Linked DNA regions of Homo sapiens: regions 1 and 3 are each linked to region 2. A link is a contact called in ENCODE Hi-C or POLR2A ChIA-PET data. All regions are on one chromosome and are shown on one strand. The core of a region is the stretch at or near the end of the contact, and the rest is flanking DNA. Distances in the headings are between cores, read along the strand shown.

The links. A loop is a pair of places that touch in the nucleus more often than their neighbours do. ChIA-PET counts read pairs that join two places held with the same protein, here RNA polymerase II (POLR2A). Pooled maps may share reads with other maps.
Region 1: a loop to region 2 is called in a map of head of caudate nucleus, with 8 times the contacts of the local background. The contact joins the promoter of STKLD1 here to the promoter of WDR5 in region 2. A Hi-C loop is called at or near these places in 1 of 168 maps with a recorded cell type or tissue (head of caudate nucleus), 1 of 37 single-sample maps with no recorded cell type and 15 of 50 pooled maps. POLR2A ChIA-PET finds 5 or more read pairs at or near these places in 1 of 52 experiments (activated CD4-positive, alpha-beta T cell).
Region 3: a loop to region 2 is called in a pooled map, with 4 times the contacts of the local background. The contact joins the promoter of SURF1 here to the promoter of WDR5 in region 2. A Hi-C loop is called at or near these places in 1 of 168 maps with a recorded cell type or tissue (CD8-positive, alpha-beta T cell), 2 of 37 single-sample maps with no recorded cell type and 11 of 50 pooled maps. POLR2A ChIA-PET finds 5 or more read pairs at or near these places in 1 of 52 experiments (activated CD4-positive, alpha-beta T cell).

Annotation. Positions count from the first base shown.
Region 1 is chr9:133,375,073-133,377,772 of GRCh38, forward strand. STKLD1 (serine/threonine kinase like domain containing 1) reads left to right here and starts at 1,294. Exons shown (of 18, transcript NM_153710.5): 1 at 1,294-1,488. The coding sequence starts at 1,402. It overlaps SURF4 (surfeit 4), which reads right to left and starts at 988. Exons shown (of 6, transcript NM_033161.4): 1 at 850-988. The coding sequence starts at 897. RefSeq lists silencers at 413-692, 703-942, 1,033-1,532.
Region 2 is chr9:134,134,650-134,137,349 of GRCh38, forward strand. WDR5 (WD repeat domain 5) reads left to right here and starts at 1,433. Exons shown (of 14, transcript NM_017588.3): 1 at 1,433-1,551. It overlaps WDR5-DT (WDR5 divergent transcript), which reads right to left and starts at 1,333. Exons shown (of 2, transcript NR_186420.1): 1 at 537-1,333. RefSeq lists enhancers at 474-583, 1,490-2,414 and silencers at 774-943, 1,384-1,563.
Region 3 is chr9:133,355,211-133,357,910 of GRCh38, forward strand. SURF1 (SURF1 cytochrome c oxidase assembly factor) reads right to left here and starts at 1,277. Exons shown (of 9, transcript NM_003172.4): 1 at 1,190-1,277; 2 at 1,059-1,110. The coding sequence starts at 1,243. SURF2 (surfeit 2) reads left to right here and starts at 1,340. Exons shown (of 6, transcript NM_017503.5): 1 at 1,340-1,460; 2 at 1,704-1,858; 3 at 2,501-2,604. The coding sequence starts at 1,383. RefSeq lists silencers at 1,079-1,198, 1,439-1,508.

The DNA.
Region 1 (2,700 bases), core at 44-2,543, 760 kb before region 2:
CCTTTTGTTTTTGTTTTTTTGTTCTGTCAAGCTTAATCAAGAAAGAGGGAAGGGAGTTGTGTCCCTTCACTTTGTAGGATCGGATCCTGTCCACCCAGTTCCCGAATGCTCTCAACAGTTACCCAACCGCCTGTTTCAAAGGCTTCCCTGTTGCTCAGAATGCCACCTGGACACTTCTGGAAGGAGACTATCAGGGAGATAGGCTTCCCCTCCTCCCAGGCTGTGTACAGGTCCCCACTCAATCCAGCCCAGGGCAGAGTCCAAACGGGGAGGGAGACGCAGACAGGGTCAAAGGGACCCCAAGAGTCCAGCACATCTGGGAAAGAGAAAAGGAAAAGGTGCTGTGGCTTCCTGTAGCTGGGGCGCACGCCAGCGCGCCCCCTTTCCTCTGGGAGGACCCCCGGCCCCCGTTCGTCCCCGAGCTCCCAGCCCGCCTCCGGGAGCCCCAGTGAGAGGAAAAACGTGCGGGGACCCCCCAGCAGCTCCAAACGCCGAGGCGCTCCCCGCGAGCCTCAGACCCGACCCAACGCCAGGACTCGCGCCGCCGGCCCGGGAAGAAACCCCCACAGCCCGCGCCCCGGGCTGGCTGGAGGGTGGGGGCGGCTAGCCAGGCAGGGCGCCGAGGCCCGGGCTCCGGGAGCGGCCCAGCGGGCAGGGGAGACTGGGCCCGGAGGCCGGGTTTGGGGCTGTCCAGCCGGGACAGAGGGCCCGGGCGGGGGGGTCCCCCTGTGGGAACAAGGAGTCAGGGGGCGGCCCGGGCCTGGCGCCCTGCGCTGGGAGGCCGACTCCGGAGCGGCCCGGGCGGCCTGGGTCGGGACCGGGGCCGGGGGAGGAGCCCGCAGGCCGCACCTGGTCGGCGAAGTCCTCGGCCGTGCCCATCAGGTCGTTCTGGCCCATGGCGACGGCGGGAGGCTCGGCTCGGCTCGCTCGCTCGCTCGCTGGCTCTCGCCCGTCGGCGCCCGCACCCGCTGCGGCCTCCACAGGAAGTGCCCGGCGGCCGGCCTCGCTCCGCGTCGGCTGCGGCTCCAGCGGCTGCCACGTAGGCCAAGCCTTAAAGGGGCCGCGCGCCGCCCGGGCCCGCCCCGGTGCGTCTTAAAGGGGCCACGCGCCATCCCCAGCCTCCCGACCCATCCGCTCGAAGCCACGCCCGCCGCGCTCGACGCCACGCCTCTCACGCTGGAGGCCCCGCCCGCCGCGCGCAGGCCCTGCGGTCCCTCCCGGCCCGGCGGAACGCGTCCCTTTTAAGGGGGCGGGGACCTGGGGGTCTGGGGCCAGCGCGCGGGAGGGACGCCTGAGTGCCTCGAGGGCGCCGTTCGGGCGGGGAGGATCCCGCGGGTCCCACTGACCCACGCGGGGTGGGGCCAGGGGTGGACGCTCGCCCGTACGCGGTCGCTACTGATCATGCTTGGGCCAGGGTCCAATCGCAGGCGCCCCACGCAGGGGGAGCGAGGCCCAGGGTCCCCCGGAGAGCCCATGGAGAAGTACCAGGTGCCGAGTGTTCCCTGCGGGGAGGCGGGAGCTCCGTGGGGTAACGGTCGCAACCCTGGAGCTACGGCCGGCGGTTCCGACCGAGGGCGGCGAGGGGCCCGCGCCCTGGCCAGTGTCGGCCTGCAGCTCCTAGGTTGAACCCGGGGGGCCTCCAACGGTGACCTCCTGGGTGCCCTTTGCCACTCAGTTTCCCCCTTTGTGAATTGACTAAGGATTCTCCAGCCCTGGCTGAGTATTTGAGGGCGTGGGGCAGCTCCTCTATCCTTCGTGCCTGGGGTCTGTGCGCTTGGGTCCACCGAGGCAGGACCCCCGGGAACATCCCGAGTACATAATTGGGAGCCCCCAGTCCCCTAAAAACACCCCTGCAGCGTGGGTCTGTGAAAATGTTTGAGACCTAAAAAATTCACAAAACACAAAAGGAAAGCTGCAAAATAAAAGTAAATGTTTAATTAAATGCTTCTATACATGATATATACACTTTATTAAATGTTAGATTCAGCATTTGTGAAAAATGCATTCGCTTGGAAACAGTTTGCGGGTTAGATTTTTGTCACTTTGGAAGAATTGTCTTTGTGTGAGAGGACTATAGGGCGTTGCCAGAGGTGAAGCAGATGAGCTTCTGGTGGCCAGATAATTTTTAAAGTAAAGTTGTTTTTCAGATTAAAAAAAAATAGACGTTTCAGGAATATACCTGCTTTTGGAAAAAAAAATAGACTTGATTCGAGATACGGCTCCATTTTACTGTTTAATTTGCTGCCTAAGCTTGAACGCTCTCACACCAGCTCTGCCCTCAGCCCGCTGTGGCTTAGAACAGCAGTCCCTGGCCGGGCTCGGTGGCTCACGCCTGTAATCCCCAACACTTTGGGAGGCCAAGGCGGGCGGATCACCTGAGATCGGGAGTTCAAGACCAGCCTGACCAACATGGAGAAACTGTCTCTACTAAAAATACAAAATTAGCCAGGTGTGGTGGCGCATGCCTGTAATCACAGCTACTCGGGAGGCTGAGGCTGGAGAATCGCTTGAACCCAGGAGGCAGAGGTTGTGGTGAGCCAAGATAGCGCCATTGGACTCCAGCCTGGGCAACAAGAGCAAAACTCTGTCTCAGAAAGAAAAAAAAAAATAGCAGTCCCCAACCTTTTTGGCACAAGGGACCAGTTTTGTGGAAGACAATTTTTCCACAGATGGAGGCGGGAGGATGGTTTTGGGATGATT
Region 2 (2,700 bases), core at 183-2,682:
GTTTCTCTGTTTGGAGGTTTAGAAAAGACCCAGGTGGGAGGTAGGGCTGGGGTGGGGAGGGAGAGAAGTGGACGATCTGAGAGCTGAGGTGGGGTGGAAGGAGAGCAGCGTGTCACGGGCTCGGGATTCCGGCCCAGGCGGCCAGGTGGACGGAGATAAAGATGCGCTTCTTCATCCGAACTGGGTTTGCTAACCTGTGACTGTCACCACTCCATGCTCCAGGGCACCTGGCCCAAGGGATCCGGCCTCTTGGGCACACAAATCCATATGGAGCCCTGAAGGACCAGACAGGGACCTTGCCTTCTCTGTGTCCTTCCTGGGAAGGGGACTCCAGACCAACTGCCAGTCTTCCGGTTCCACCTCTCTGACAACCGCTCACCTCACCCTCCTTGGCATTTTTATTTCAAATGCTCTATCCCTTTGTTTGCATGGGTTCCTGTGTCATATTCTGTGTTCCCATTTTTAATTGGAGAATAAGGGACTGTATGTTATTCTACCCACAGGCCTAGCTGAGGGGATAGGGAGGCCATGCCTACCTCCAAGGCTCTAAGAAGTGAAGCAGGCGGCGAGAATGTGCAGTCGTTGAGGCCAGAGGACCGGGCCTCAGCTTCTCCTTAAGCCCCTGAGTCCTCCTCTGGGGACCACCCCCTTGTACCTGGAGGTGAAAATGCCCGCCCAGGAGGGAAGGGCTGGCCCCGGGAGAGCCCGCTGCGAAGTGAGTTTGCGCACTGCGGAGCGGGCGCGGGTGACTCCAGAGCGGCCCTGCCAGTCCGCGGGGCTGGCGGGGAGCAGGTTCGTGCACCGCGGGCTCTGTGCATGCAGAGGCGGGAAGAGCCCCCAGCCCGGCAGCCGGCCCCGCGGGAAGGCGCAGCCCGGGCTTCCGAACCCTGTGAACGCGCAGGTTCCTGGTCTTCCAGATGGGCAGGAATCGTCCTGCCCGCCCGGGGTGGGAGGCCACATGGGGGCACTGCGCCCGGGCGCGGCCCCAGGTGCTTTCCAAATGCCCACTGCCGCTCTCATCCGTACCAGCGATGATCAAGAAGGGGCCTGGTCGCCCGGGGAGGTGCCCCGGCCCGAATCGACTCCGGAGACAACGCCGGGCGACGCCACCTGCGCAGGTCCCGGAGGGCCGCTGGTGTCTGTGTACAGGGCGTGCTGTCTGTGGAAACGCGAGGGCACACTAGCACTTTCCTGTATGTATTATTATACTTCAGTTTTTAGGAAGTGCATTAGAAGGGCCTGCACCAGTCAAATTCGGGGATTAAAGCTTTTAAGCGGGAAGCGCGCGCCCCGTGCTGTCCCTTTAAAGCGTTGGGCCGGCCCGAGGCATTCTGGCCGCTGTCGCTGCCCGTAGCGCTCCTCCGAGAGGCCGGCTTTGTGAGCTCGCCCCGCCCCCCGGACACCGCCCCCTCCCCTCGCGCACGCGCACTGCGCCCCCGCCGCCTGGCGCCCGCCCGAGCTGCCGCCTTGTCGAGCTGAGTCCGCGCTCCCGCCCAGGCGGCGGCCGACGCGACGCCCCGAGCGCCCGGCCCCGCCGCCGCGGCCCGGCAGGTAAGCGGGCAGCCGCCCGGCCCGGGGAACACAAGGCGGGCAGCGGGGCGGCGCCAGAAGCTTCCAAACCGCACCCGGCCGCCGCACGTGTTCCCCGCCGGGCCTCGGGCCAGGCCCAGCCCCGGGCGCTGCTCCCGCTGCAGCGGCCCCGCCCGGGACCCCCGCCCCGGCCCCTCGGTGGACGGCCGCGCGCGCAGTTCCCTCCACCCGGTCCGCCCCCACTCGCGCCCCCACCTCCGCCTCCCCGGCGGACCGCTGACAAGGCCAGAGCGCCGGCACTGGGTCCTCTTTCCCGCAGGCAGCGTGCCCGGCCTCACATCGCCCCTCTCCCTCCACTGCCCCTTCAGGGAAGGACCCCAGACCCACCAAGCCACTCAGTCCCTGGACGAGGTGCGCTTCCCCTCCTCGTAGAAACGCCCCCAGCCCGCTCCCGCCGCTCACCCCAACCCGAGGCAGCCAGGCTGCAGCTCGCTAGGTGGGGTCCTGGGGTGCGGGTCCTCGGTCCTGAACGGTAGGCCCACCGTGCCTCCTCGCGCGGGGCCGCAGACCTGTCCTGGCCGGTCTGCGAGAGCCATTTTGAGCGGTTACGTTCCCGGACCAAACAGAGGTCGGCCTGTTACATCGCTAACGACACTCCCTGCTGTCTCGCTTGCAAGTTTCCACTCACCCCGGTCCGTTTACCCATCTCCTCAAATGCTAGTTTAATCTGTGACCTGGGCAGGTGCTGTCCTAGCCGGTGGGGAAGACAGGAAAGCGAAGGACCCAGGCGGGGAGCCTGTCCAGGATCTCAGATAGGGAGAGCCAGGTCCCCACCTCTGTTGGGCCGGCCACCCGGCTGGTGTTTAAGATGCAGATTAATTCCTGTCTTTGCACACAGTATGCTTTTCTGACTGCATGTCACAGGCAGATTCCTGGGCTCCACCTCAGGGACTGAGGGACTCAGGAATCGGCCTGTGGCATGCAGTCCAGGAGGGCACACTGAGGTTTGGTTGCTCGGCTTCAGGTGGTCAGGCTTACCTGGATGAAAAGCAGTGGCTGCTAGGAGGAGCCAGGCAGCATCTGGTCTAGGGGCCGCCAATTCATCACCGTTCCCGTAACCTTGGCCCCCGCTTTCCTCAAGATCAAGTCTCCAACCTTCCTGTTCTCTCA
Region 3 (2,700 bases), core at 27-2,526, 780 kb before region 2:
CCTTTTTACTCAAGAATCTAGATGTATTCCACTGCACTAAGATGCACCATTCATCCATTCAAAATGCATTTAATAAGCAGCTACAGTTGGCCGGGCACGGTGGCTCACGCCTGTAATCCCAGCACTTTGGGAGGCCAAGGCGGGCGGATCACGAGATCAGGAGTTCGAGACCAGCCTGACCAACATGCAGAAACCCCATCTCTACAAAAAAATGCAAAAATTAGCTGAGCACGATGGTGCTTCTGTAATCCCAGCTACTCGGGAGGCTGAGGCAGGAGAATCGCTTGAACCTGGGAGGAGGTGGTTGCTGTAAGCCGAGATTGCGCCACTGCACTCCAGCCTGGGCAACAAGAGCGAAACTGTCTCAAAAAATAAAAAATAAGCAGCTACAGTTACTAAGTAGCTTAGTCAGGCACTAGTGGTTGTTGTGTTATGTAGAAAAATATATCAATTCAGTAATGGCTCACAGAGCTCTCTTAACAGCTTTCCATTTTTACAACTCATCGTAAATGTAAAGAGGGAAGAATGTACACAGAAAGTGCCTTTAAGCTCTCAGAGGATGAGTTCCATCCGCTGAAAAGCACCAGGGGCCTTGCGGATACTATTTTTTTTTTTTTTTTTATAAAAAGGCAGGCCTGGGGCAGGCTTGCACAGCACTCTACACACGGCAAAACAGCCCTGTGCTGCACACTGAGAGGAACACGTAAGCCGCGGTGGTTAGATACGCTTTACTTTCAGAGCCCTGGGCTTTCAGCCTGGGCTGGCCACCCATTAGCTGGATGGGACGTTCGGAAGTAACTCTCGAGCCTTCTCTGTAACAGGGGAACGACCAAGGAGCTACCTCTCGCGTTGTGAGGACAAAGCGCTCGCTACATGCCCGGCACACGACCACAATTCCACTGAAAGCATTTTAATACGGAACTTGTCACTCCCAGGGAGCCTCCGCTCAGCCGGCAGTTGGTTCATTTCAATCCCCACGACAACCCTTCAAAGTGCAGGGCAGACAGCAGGTGGCTCTGCCCAGGCGCCTGGATCACAGCCCGGCCTGCAGCCCTCACCTGGGCGCGGGGAGACCCTGAGGACGCTCCTCCAGGCGGCGCTGGCCGGGGCCTGCGGACACGGACGGGCGGGCTGAGCTCCGGGACCCCTCCCCGCGCCCCGCACCCCGCACCCCGCACCCGGCGCTCACCCGTCCCAGCCCCGCCGCCCGCAGCCCCAGCTGCAACGCAGCCACCGCCGCCATCGCACCCGGCCCCGCGGGCGCTTCCGGGACGCAGGAAGCATCTGCATCCGGGGCGCCGCTGAGTCCCGCCCAGAGCCCCGCCCCCGGCTCCAGGTTCTGCGAGCGGCTTCCGCCGGGCTGCTCCGCGGGCGCGTCGGCCATGAGCGAGTTGCCGGGCGACGTGCGGGCGTTTCTGCGGGAGCACCCGAGCCTGCGGCTCCAGACGGACGCCCGCAAGGTTCGCAGCGCGGGAGGGGAACGGAGTGGCGGAGAAGGGCGCAGTTGGGATGAGGGGCTGAGGGGAGGGCAGGGGAGAGGAGAGGGCAGGGGAGAGGGGAGAGGGGAGAGCAGGAGAGAGGGGAGGGCAGGGGAGAGGGCGCGGCGGGATCAGGGGAGGAGAGGGAAGGGGGCGCGGCAGGAGGGGGCACCAGGGAGCGGAGCCCTGGCCCTCCTGACGTCCTGCCCGCCCACGCGTCCGCAGGTGAGGTGCATCCTGACAGGTCACGAGCTGCCCTGCCGCCTGCCGGAGCTCCAGGTCTACACCCGCGGCAAAAAGTACCAGCGGCTGGTCCGCGCCTCCCCGGCCTTCGACTATGCAGAGTTCGAGCCGCACATCGTGCCCAGCACCAAGAACCCGTAGGTGGTCCGCGGCGGCGCGGGGAGGCCCAGGGCAATTAGGACAGCCCCTCCGCTGGACTCCGCCAGTGCTGCAGCCCCTACTCTTTCAGAGTTGGGAGCCCTGGGACCCAGGTGGGCGCCCGGGTGCTGGAATCACCTGCGGTCCCAGCGGCGAGGCCTCTTGGTGAGCTCGTTTGCTCACCTGAGGTTTGTCCTGTGGGGTGTGGCTGCTTCCCAGATGAGTAGAGGCTTGTGATTTGTCACCTGAGGTTGTGAACAGCGTTGGGTTCTTCCCTTAACCCCAGAAGGGGTCTTTGATTTAGCTGGGAGCTAGGCTTTGTAATAATCGTCAAAACAGAGATAGGATGTTTCCATTCATTGAGCCCTTGCTCCAGGTGGAGCCATCCTCTTGCATGAACTCATCCTGGAGCAGTCAGTGAGGCTGCCATGCGTGCTTTTCCGGTAAACATTAAGAGGCTGCAGTCGGCCTGGGTCAGACGGTTCCCCACCCAGCTTCAGAGTGGAATTGCTCCGGGAGCCTTTAAAAGCCCGATGTCCAAGCCGCATGGTAGACTGTCCAGGGATGAGTCCAAGACACAGCCACCAGTCTGAATCCTTGCTGTGAACTGTCCCTACAAATTTGGTCTCTCTGCTCTGTAGGCACCAGTTGTTCTGCAAACTCACCCTGCGGCACATCAACAAGTGCCCAGAACACGTGCTGAGGCACACCCAGGGCCGGCGGTACCAGCGAGCTCTGTGTAAATGTAAGTCCCAGTGGACCCCCATCAGTGCATCGCCATCTGAGTGCATGCCCGCCTTGCCCCAGATGGAGCGTGCTTGAAGGCAGGTCGTCCTTCAGC